Linked DNA regions of Homo sapiens: region 2 is linked to region 1. The links are chromatin contacts, found by Hi-C or POLR2A ChIA-PET in ENCODE. All regions are on one chromosome and are shown on one strand. Each heading gives the region's core, a stretch centred on a gene start or an enhancer-like site at or near the end of the contact. The rest is flanking DNA. Distances are from core to core; before and after follow the strand shown.

Region 1 (4,912 bases), core at 2,165-4,664:
TGTCAGGAGCTTTACCTCTCTTCTGGATGTCGGTGGTGGGGACGGGGCAGGTGTGGTCAGACAGATGGGAGACAAACAACTGAGCGAGGTACTTCCAAACATCTGAGGGTGGGGATCACAAGGTCCCGGCTATTTTGAAGGGGTGGTCAGGAAAGGCTTCTCGGAAGAGGTGGCATTTGAGCTGAGACTCAAATGGCAAAAATGTGTACACATCAAAAAGGCTAGTGCATGTATCTTCAGGTGTGGTCAAGGGGCCAAGGAGGTGGGCTGGGGCCAGATTGCATAGGTCCTTGTGGATTATGGTGAAGACACCAGCTTCTCATCTGCTTGAGGTGGGGAGATCGTGAGCCGGGGAGTGCCATGATCTGGCAGCTGCGTGGGGAGTGGGGATGAATGGATGGAGACGAGGATGATGGTGACAAGTCCATTGCTGTGGTTCCTTGAGACAGGAAGCCAGCTCATAGCAGAGTGCGGGCGTGGATGTGAAGAGATGAGGGTACACTAGGGCTAGAGCCACCAGACTTACTGATGGGTTGCATGTCTGTGGGAGAGAGAGTGAGAAGTCAGGGACGATGGCTTTCCACTCTGTGGCTGAAGCCCCAGGGTGGCGGGTGGTGCCATTTTTCAAGCCAGGAAATATTGGTTGGTGAGAATTTGGGGTGGGAGAAGGTGTGACGGAGGGTTCTGGTTTTGCACACTAAGCCCACGGTGCCCAGAAGATGCCCGAGGGGAGGCAGCAAAGCGAGAGTGGGAAATGCAGAGGTGGCAAGTGCAGGCCGTGTCTTGAGAAGCTCTAATGTGCAGGGGAGCCGAGAAGCAGGCGGCCTAGGGAGGGTCACGTGTGCTCCAGAAGAGTGTGTGCATGCCAGAGGGGAAACAGGCGCCTGTGTGTCCTGGGTGGGGTTCAGTGAGGAGTGGGAAATTGGTTCAGCAGAACCAAGCCGTTGGGTGAATAAGAGGGGGATTCCATGGCACTGATAGAGCCCTATAGTTTCAGAGCTGGGAATTTCTTTCCCTGAAGCTGAACTCCAGAGCTGCATTCAGCACAGGCACCGCCAGTTGTAAGGAGAATCCAGGTTTCCCAGGAGAGGGGTTGGTGCTGGGATGAGCTGACCGGGGCAGGGCTGGAAAATAGGGCTGTGACCATCTGTGTAGTGCGTGTGGAGGTCTCAGGGAGGGAAGTGTGCTCTCCCTGCGAGAGCTGCAGGCAACACTGGGAGCTCAACAAGTCTCCCTGTCCTTAGGGAAGACCTCAGAAGTGCTGAACGCTGCCAAGGTGCTTCTCATTGAGACACAGAGATGCAACAGCAGATATGTCTATGACAACCTGATCACACCAGCCATGATCTGTGCCGGCTTCCTGCAGGGGAACGTCGATTCTTGCCAGGTAATTCAACATTTTTATTCTACCTTTGGTCCTTACCAGATCCTACTGAACCCCCCATGAGAGAGAGGGCATTCTTGGGGTCAGCAGAGCCTCCTCAGTGACACGGAGCCAGCTCGGGGCAGTCATGGGAAGTGACGGCCACAAACAGTGCGAACGCTTCTGGTGGCAGAAGGAAGTACAGTCAACAAATCACACACACCCTCTGAAAAACCGGTATTTGGTAAAAGTGCCAGTGGAACAGAAACAAGTATTTAGACTATTTTAAATTATGAACGGCAATTTATTTAGTAACTTTTAGCTTGAACAGATTAAAATTCAGGATGGGGGCTATCTCTTTGGGGGTTACATCTCTGTTACCATCACCCCTTGATGGTGGAGATTCGAAGCCCACACAGTCACTCGTAACTCACACTGCGACCCCCGCCCCCCAACTCCTCTAGGCCTGGTCAGTGGTGTGCGGCAGATTGTGACTTGATTTTCTGCTCTCTGTACCTTGCTGTGTCCCACAGGGTGACAGTGGAGGGCCTCTGGTCACTTCGAAGAACAATATCTGGTGGCTGATAGGGGATACAAGCTGGGGTTCTGGCTGTGCCAAAGCTTACAGACCAGGAGTGTACGGGAATGTGATGGTATTCACGGACTGGATTTATCGACAAATGAGGGTAACTATCCTGTCCTCCTTCTGACTGTGTTCTCCGATTCCTCGAGCCAAAGCCAGACATCTGTTAGGCGTGGTTCTGCTGCTGGAAGCTGACTGGTGACCACTGGTCAGCATGAAGCAAACTCTGCTTCCTCCAGCCACAGCCCCATCCCCCCAGTGTCCACCCATTGCCCATTGCCTCTCACTGGCTTCACTTGCATATTTCCCCTGGTGTTTGGATGAAAAGCGCTGGGGCTCAGCTTGTGTGAAATTCCTTGGTGCTCTGCCAACCACACTTCGTTCTGGCTCAGCTGACTCAGCTGTTCCACCCAGGCCACCTCACATCAAACTTTTTTTTTTTTTTTTTGAGATGGAGTCTCACTGTGTCGCCCAGGCTGGAGTGCAGTGGCACAATCTCGACTCACTGCAACCTTTGCCTCCTGGGTTCAAGTGATTCTCCTGCCTCAGCCTCCCAAGTAGCTGGGACTACAGGCATGCGCCACCACGCCCAGCTACTTTTTGTATTTTTAGTAGAGATGGGGTTTCTCCATGTTGGCCAGGCTGGTCTCGAAGCCCTGACCTCAGGTGATTCACCCACCTCAGCCTCCCACAGTGCTGGGATTACAAGTGTGAACCACGGTGCCCGGCCTCACATGAAACTTTTGATTTATAGAGAGCAGAGGGAAGAGCCGGCTGTGCCCATCCTTTTCTGGGGCCATCGAGTGGCTCCTGGGCAGCCCCCAAGGTTAGGAAGGGCAGGAGCAGCCAGGGTTCTCTGATGCCCCAGACTCAAGCACGAGGGAAGGTCTCAGGGGTTCCATGTGAGCCTCATGGATGTCTCTGCTTAGCAGAGCCCTGGCTTTGGGCATTGTCCAGATAGGGGGTGAGAACCAGATCTTCTCATCTCCAGGACCTCAGACGTATAGTTTTCTCAGATTTCTGTGCTTTCTGGGGCTGGGCTACTAGTGGAAGAAAGCAGTCTATTCTGTCTTCTCCCAAATCTCCCAGATGCCCAGTCTGTTGAAGGAGGAGCAGAACCAGGGGGCCTTTCCCGCTGAGGCCCGACCTGTGTCTCCTTCAAATGACACGCGGGACTCAGGGCCTTCCCATGACCATGGGGCCCAGGGGGCGTCACCTGGCCCAGGGCCCAGTGCTAGAAACAGATGACCCCAGGAGGAGGAGGCAGGGCAGGAGGGAAGCTGGCAGGGCTGGGATGGTCAGCCAGGCTGAGGGGCGGACTCGCACCAGGATGGAGCTAGGAAATGATCCAGGTGTGTTTGGCGGCTGCAGGTGGGTCCGCATGGCTGTGCAGGGAGGGAAGGGCTGCGTGGCAGGAGAGCAGCCGGGGGAGGCCCAGACTCTGCTGAAGAGATGCCTGTTGTGCCGGCCTCCACATCCGCTGCCCGCTCCTTCCGGAGCTCCTGCCCCGCCATGCTCAGCCTGACTCTGACCAACACGTTGGAGAGAAGAATGATCCCTTTGTGCTATTAAGCTTGCTTATTTGGTTTCTAAGTGCTTCATGCGAACCTAGAGGAAAAAATTATTTTCCACCTTTGTTTGTCTTAAGAAAATAACACACTTTTTTTTTTCCTATTTGAACAGGCAGACGGCTAATCCACATGGTCTTCGTCCTTGACGTCGTTTTACAAGAAAACAATGGGGCTGGTTTTGCTTCCCCGTGCATGATTTACTCTTAGAGATGATTCAGAGGTCACTTCATTTTTATTAAACAGTGAACTTGTCTGGCTTTGGCACTCTCTGCCATTCTGTGCAGGCTGCAGTGGCTCCCCTGCCCAGCCTGCTCTCCCTAACCCCTTGTCCGCAAGGGGTGATGGCCGGCTGGTTGTGGGCACTGGCGGTCAAGTGTGGAGGAGAGGGGTGGAGGCTGCCCCATTGAGATCTTCCTGCTGAGTCCTTTCCAGGGGCCAATTTTGGATGAGCATGGAGCTGTCACCTCTCAGCTGCTGGATGACTTGAGATGAAAAAGGAGAGACATGGAAAGGGAGACAGCCAGGTGGCACCTGCAGCGGCTGCCCTCTGGGGCCACTTGGTAGTGTCCCCAGCCTACCTCTCCACAAGGGGATTTTGCTGATGGGTTCTTAGAGCCTTAGCAGCCCTGGATGGTGGCCAGAAATAAAGGGACCAGCCCTTCATGGGTGGTGACGTGGTAGTCACTTGTAAGGGGAACAGAAACATTTTTGTTCTTATGGGGTGAGAATATAGACAGTGCCCTTGGTGCGAGGGAAGCAATTGAAAAGGAACTTGCCCTGAGCACTCCTGGTGCAGGTCTCCACCTGCACATTGGGTGGGGCTCCTGGGAGGGAGACTCAGCCTTCCTCCTCATCCTCCCTGACCCTGCTCCTAGCACCCTGGAGAGTGCACATGCCCCTTGGTCCTGGCAGGGCGCCAAGTCTGGCACCATGTTGGCCTCTTCAGGCCTGCTAGTCACTGGAAATTGAGGTCCATGGGGGAAATCAAGGATGCTCAGTTTAAGGTACACTGTTTCCATGTTATGTTTCTACACATTGCTACCTCAGTGCTCCTGGAAACTTAGCTTTTGATGTCTCCAAGTAGTCCACCTTCATTTAACTCTTTGAAACTGTATCATCTTTGCCAAGTAAGAGTGGTGGCCTATTTCAGCTGCTTTGACAAAATGACTGGCTCCTGACTTAACGTTCTATAAATGAATGTGCTGAAGCAAAGTGCCCATGGTGGCGGCGAAGAAGAGAAAGATGTGTTTTGTTTTGGACTCTCTGTGGTCCCTTCCAATGCTGTGGGTTTCCAACCAGGGGAAGGGTCCCTTTTGCATTGCCAAGTGCCATAACCATGAGCACTACTCTACCATGGTTCTGCCTCCTGGCCAAGCAGGCTGGTTTGCAAGAATG
Region 2 (4,517 bases), core at 793-3,292, 310 kb before region 1:
TTGAATATAATTTGATTTTATTATATTTGTTTTCACTTTTTAAATGGCTGTGTATATGATGTATATGATAAGATCTCAATTGAAATAATATTTGGATTTGTTATCACTGTGTTTTCCTTCCCCTGCTGTTTGAAAAAGGCAGCCCTTTTCATGCTTCCTTGTCTGAGAGAACTCAAGCAGCACAGCAGCAGGTGCAGAGGCTCTCCCTGGAAGCCTAGGCTTACTGCAGCCAAGCTGTTAGGAGCGAGTGCTACTATCACCGGTCGAGGGTCATAACTGCAACTTGTCCAGGTTCTTGGCATTTTGAACAAAGAATTGGACAAAACGCCCAACAAAGCAAAGAAAGAATGAAGCAGCAAAAGAACGAAAGCAGGAATTTATTGAAAACCAAAGTACACTCCACAGTATGGGAGCGGACCCGAGCAGCGGCTCAAGGGCCTGGATACAGGATCTTCTTGGGTCCAAATATCCCCTAGAAGTTTCCAATTGGCCACATCATGCTCACCTCATGTAAATGAAGGTGCCAAAAGCAACCAGTCAGAGGCTAGGGTGAAGTTACAAAGTTATACTTCTATGCAAACGAAGGCTGAGCCCGCAATCAGTCTGATTCGTTGTGGACAGCAACCGTTCAGAGACTGGAGCGAAGGTACAGAGGTGCAAACGAAGACTCCACCCACAATCAGTCTGATTGGTTGCGGACAGCCAATTTCCCATTTGCCTCGAGGAAAAGGTGGGGGGGTTTAGAAAGGGAATAGCCTCTGGTCCTTTTGTTACTTAGGAGTGGAAAGTTAGGGTTTTCCTTTCAATTTAGTTGTAGGAAGTCTGAGTGAAACAGCCTTTGGTCCCCTGCCTCCAGCCCCTATTCTCCTGCCTCAGTACCTGGAGAAATGCACGTGGGGGGCGCTGTCCCTTTAGCACTGGAAACCACTAATATGCATGGGCGGGGGGCGGGGGGATGTGGATAAACCAAATGCTCTGCGTTTTACATGAAGGGGTGTTACGTAGCAGGTACAGGAAATATCTCACAGCTATATTGTATCGTCATGGATACTTCCCCAAAGCAAAATTTAGTTAAAAACAAAAAAGTAAACAATACGACACATTATTAATGGTTGTTAGTTGTGGATGACAGGAATGTATTTCTCAATATTATACAACAGTCACACAACAATCAGAAGATTAAGGAATGCTGGCTTTTTAAAAATCCCTAAAATTAAAAAATGAAGCAAAAACCAAACCAAGCCAACCCCCCACCAAAAAAAAAAAAAAACAAAATAACAACAACAAAACACACAAAAAAACCCAAAAACAAAACAAAAACAAGTAAAATCCCTAAAATTTTCTTAGAAAAAAACAAAGATAAAATTGATTGGAAAGAAGAGCCTACGTGTGGGTGAAGGATAAGCTGATAAGCTGACTCGTGCACGCCTTGTGTTTCTGAAGAAAATCACAGAATAAATGGAAGAGGAATGTTTCAGAAATGTTTAACAACTCCTATTTCCCGAGTCCCCGGAGGGCCTGCCTGGAGCCAGGCGGGCGGCCCAGAGTGTGTGTTGAGGGAATGAATGACCGCCGGTTGGGAGCTGGGACGTCCTGATTCCCAAGCAGCGGTGGCCGCAGTTCCCAACGCCGCCCACAGATGGCAGGAGGCGCCTCATGGAAAGTCTCCTTGGAGAATTTGGCAAAGCTGAGCCCGCTGTGCGTCTAAGCAGACTCCAAGGAGCGTCCTTGGCCAGACCGAGGGCTCCACGAGGAAGGTCTTGGCTGGCGATGTCGGTTCTGGAGCGAGATAACAGAGGCCCCGCTGGCCCCCTGGGGGCAAGCCGGACACCCCCAACCCTGGGCCGGGCGTGCCCCCCGGCGGGGGGCGCAGGCGGCCCGGCCCCTGGGCTACACACCAGGCAGTGGGGCAGGAAGAGCCAGGCCTCGAACCCGCAGGGCAGCCCCACCGCCAGCGCTGAGATCCTTGTCACAGGGCCCGGCCTGGCGTCCGACAGGGAGCGCCTGCGTTCTTGATTCTCTGTGTTTTTTGTCTGGGGACCTGTCCAGACAGGCTGAGTCCCATCCTCGAATGCTCATTTCACTGACCGTGAACGGTAGCGTCAGGCTTCACTGCCCTGGCTTAGAAATGCTTTTTTGTAAATGGAAGAAAATAAAACACAAAACAGTCTGAAAAAAAAAAAAGTGAGCCTACCAGTTCTGCCGACAAAAGGACTAGCCTGGTGCTAGAAAACAGCATTACAATGAAATAGGTAACCTTTAAGATCCTGAATTCATCAGGGTTATACAGAGAAACAGAACCAATAGTGTGTGTGTGTGTGTGTGTGTGTGTGTGTGTGTGTGATGTGTGTGAGAGACTGTGTGTGTGCACATGTGAGTGTGTGAATGAGTGTGTAAGAGTGTCTGTGTGTGTGCAAGTGTGTGATTGTGTGTGAGTGTGTATGTGTGAGCATGAGAGTGCGACTGTGTGTGTGTGTGTCTGTGTAAAACTGGCTCACAGGATGATGATGGCTGACGAGTCCCACAGTCTTTCTGCAGGGTAGTCCATAAGCTGGAGCCCCAGGACAGTCAATGTGTGCTTCTGAGTCCCAAAGCCTGAGGCCAGGAAGAGCCAATTGTTCAGTTCAAGTCTAAAGGCAAGAAAAAGCCAGTATCCCAGCTGGAAGGCCGTTGGGTAGGAGAGATTCTCTCTTACACGAGGATGATCAGCTTTTCCTTCTTTTCAGGCCTCTAGCTGCATGGACGAAACCCATCTGCATTGGGGAGAACGATTTGCTTGACTCTATTGATTTACATGTTAATCTCATCCAAAAGCAGCCTCACAGAAACACCTGGAATAATGTTTGATCAAATACCTCGTGGCTCAGTCAAAGGGACACAAAAATCAACCACCATAGACTCCGACACGAGCTTATAGACCAGCTACAATCAGCAGGCCTGGAATGTACACAAAAGTTCAGTGTCTTTTGCTTTTGGATAAAATAAAGATTCCTGTAACTGTGACAAAGATACGTATCTAGTTGGGTGTATTAGTTTCTAGTGGCTGCCACAGCAAAGTGACACAAACCAGGTGGCTTAAAACCACAGGTGTTTAGTCTCTCACAGCTCTAGAGGCCAGAAGTCAAAAGTTGAGGTCGGTGTCAGCAGGGTCCCACTCCCAGACAACTCCAGGGGAAGCTCCTTCCTGGCCTCTCTCAGCCTCAAGAAGACCCTTGCCCAAAATGTCCAATGCCCCCCCCCCACCCACCCACCCAAGGAGTTGGTGAAATATTCCAGCCATTTTTGCACCCATTAGAGCTGCTCTGTCCCTCTGGGGCTCAAGAATGAGCTTACGGGCTGGGCTGCACCCAGCACTGCCCATTAGCTGTAACTGGCCCCGGACCAGACTCCAGGATAGGTTTGAACCCCAAAGTGTAGGCCCTTCCTATGCCTGGGTTGTCATTTGGAGCTTAGGGGCCAGGCAGGAACCCTCCCCGGCTTCCAGTGCCCCAGGCATCACTTGGCGTGCAGCTGCGTCACTGCAGTCATGTGGCATCTTCCCAGTGTTTCCCACCCACTTCCCTTAGTGCAGGTGTGTGTCTGTGTCCAGACTTCCCCTCTTTACAAGGACACTAGCTCTGTTGCTTTAGGGTCTACCCTAATGACTTCATCTTTATTTATTTATTTATTTATTTGAGATGGAGTCTCGCTCTGTCTCCCAGGCTGGAGTGCAGTGGCACGATCTCGGCTCACTGCAAGCTCCACCTCCAGGGTTCATGCCATTCTCCTGCCTCAGCCTCCTGAGTAGCTGGGACTACAGGTGCCCGCCACCATGCCCGGCTAATTTTTTTTTTTTTGTATTTTTAGTAGAGAAGGGGTTTCACCGTGTTAGCCAGTATGATCTCGATCTCCTGACCTCGTGATCTGCCCGCCTCAGCCTCCCGAAGTGCTGCGATTACGGGCGTGAGCCACCGCTCTCGGCCCCATGACTTCATCTTAACTTGATCATCTTCAAAGTCTCTATTTCCAAATAAGGTCACATTCCAAAGTACTGGGGGTTAGGATTTTAACATACGCTTCTGAGTGGACACAAGTCAGCCCGTGGCTGTGGGTCTCACCAGGTCCTGTGGGTAATCCAGTCCCTGAGTTCCTCCCCCGCCGTTCCCCAGGACCTGGGGGCATCCTGGACTTTTTGGCTGTCCACTTGACAATGCCATTTCCCTTTGCCCTGACCTCTCATCCCTGCAGAATTGTTTGCTAGTTGGGCTGTCAAGACCCTCAAAATAGCTGTGATGAGCCCACAGTCAACTCTCAGCCTCCATAAGACCCTTGCCCAAATGTCCAATGCCACTCTCGAGGAGTTGGTGAACATTCTAGCCATTTGTGCACCCATTAGTGCTGCTCTGTCCCTCTGAGGCTCAAGAATGAGCTAATGGGCTGGGCTGCACCTACCACTGCCCATTGGCTGTAACTGGCCTTGGACCGGACTCTAGGATGGGTTTGAACCCTAAAGTCTAAGCCCTTTCTACACCTGGGTT

The links. A loop is a pair of places that touch in the nucleus more often than their neighbours do. ChIA-PET counts read pairs that join two places held with the same protein, here RNA polymerase II (POLR2A). Pooled maps may share reads with other maps.
Region 2: a loop to region 1 is called in a map of heart left ventricle, with 3 times the contacts of the local background. The contact joins two enhancer-like sites. A Hi-C loop is called at or near these places in 1 of 168 maps with a recorded cell type or tissue (heart left ventricle) and 4 of 50 pooled maps. POLR2A ChIA-PET finds 5 or more read pairs at or near these places in 1 of 52 experiments (Caco-2).

What each region holds. Positions count from the first base shown.
Region 1 is chr21:41,464,871-41,469,782 of GRCh38, reverse strand. TMPRSS2 (transmembrane serine protease 2) reads left to right here. Exons shown (of 14, transcript NM_005656.4): 12 at 1,245-1,387; 13 at 1,897-2,049; 14 at 3,630-4,912. The coding sequence ends at 3,641. Among named protein-coding and RNA genes, the nearest start is that of TMPRSS2, 41 kb to the left of the region's middle. Within about 2 kb of position 3,414, at least 4 of the 41 ENCODE cell types and tissues checked have a DNase peak (open chromatin) inside an H3K27ac peak, as active enhancers do.
Region 2 is chr21:41,775,541-41,780,057 of GRCh38, reverse strand. No RefSeq gene overlaps it. Among named protein-coding and RNA genes, the nearest start is that of RIPK4, 11 kb to the right of the region's middle. Within about 2 kb of position 2,042, at least 11 of the 41 ENCODE cell types and tissues checked have a DNase peak (open chromatin) inside an H3K27ac peak, as active enhancers do.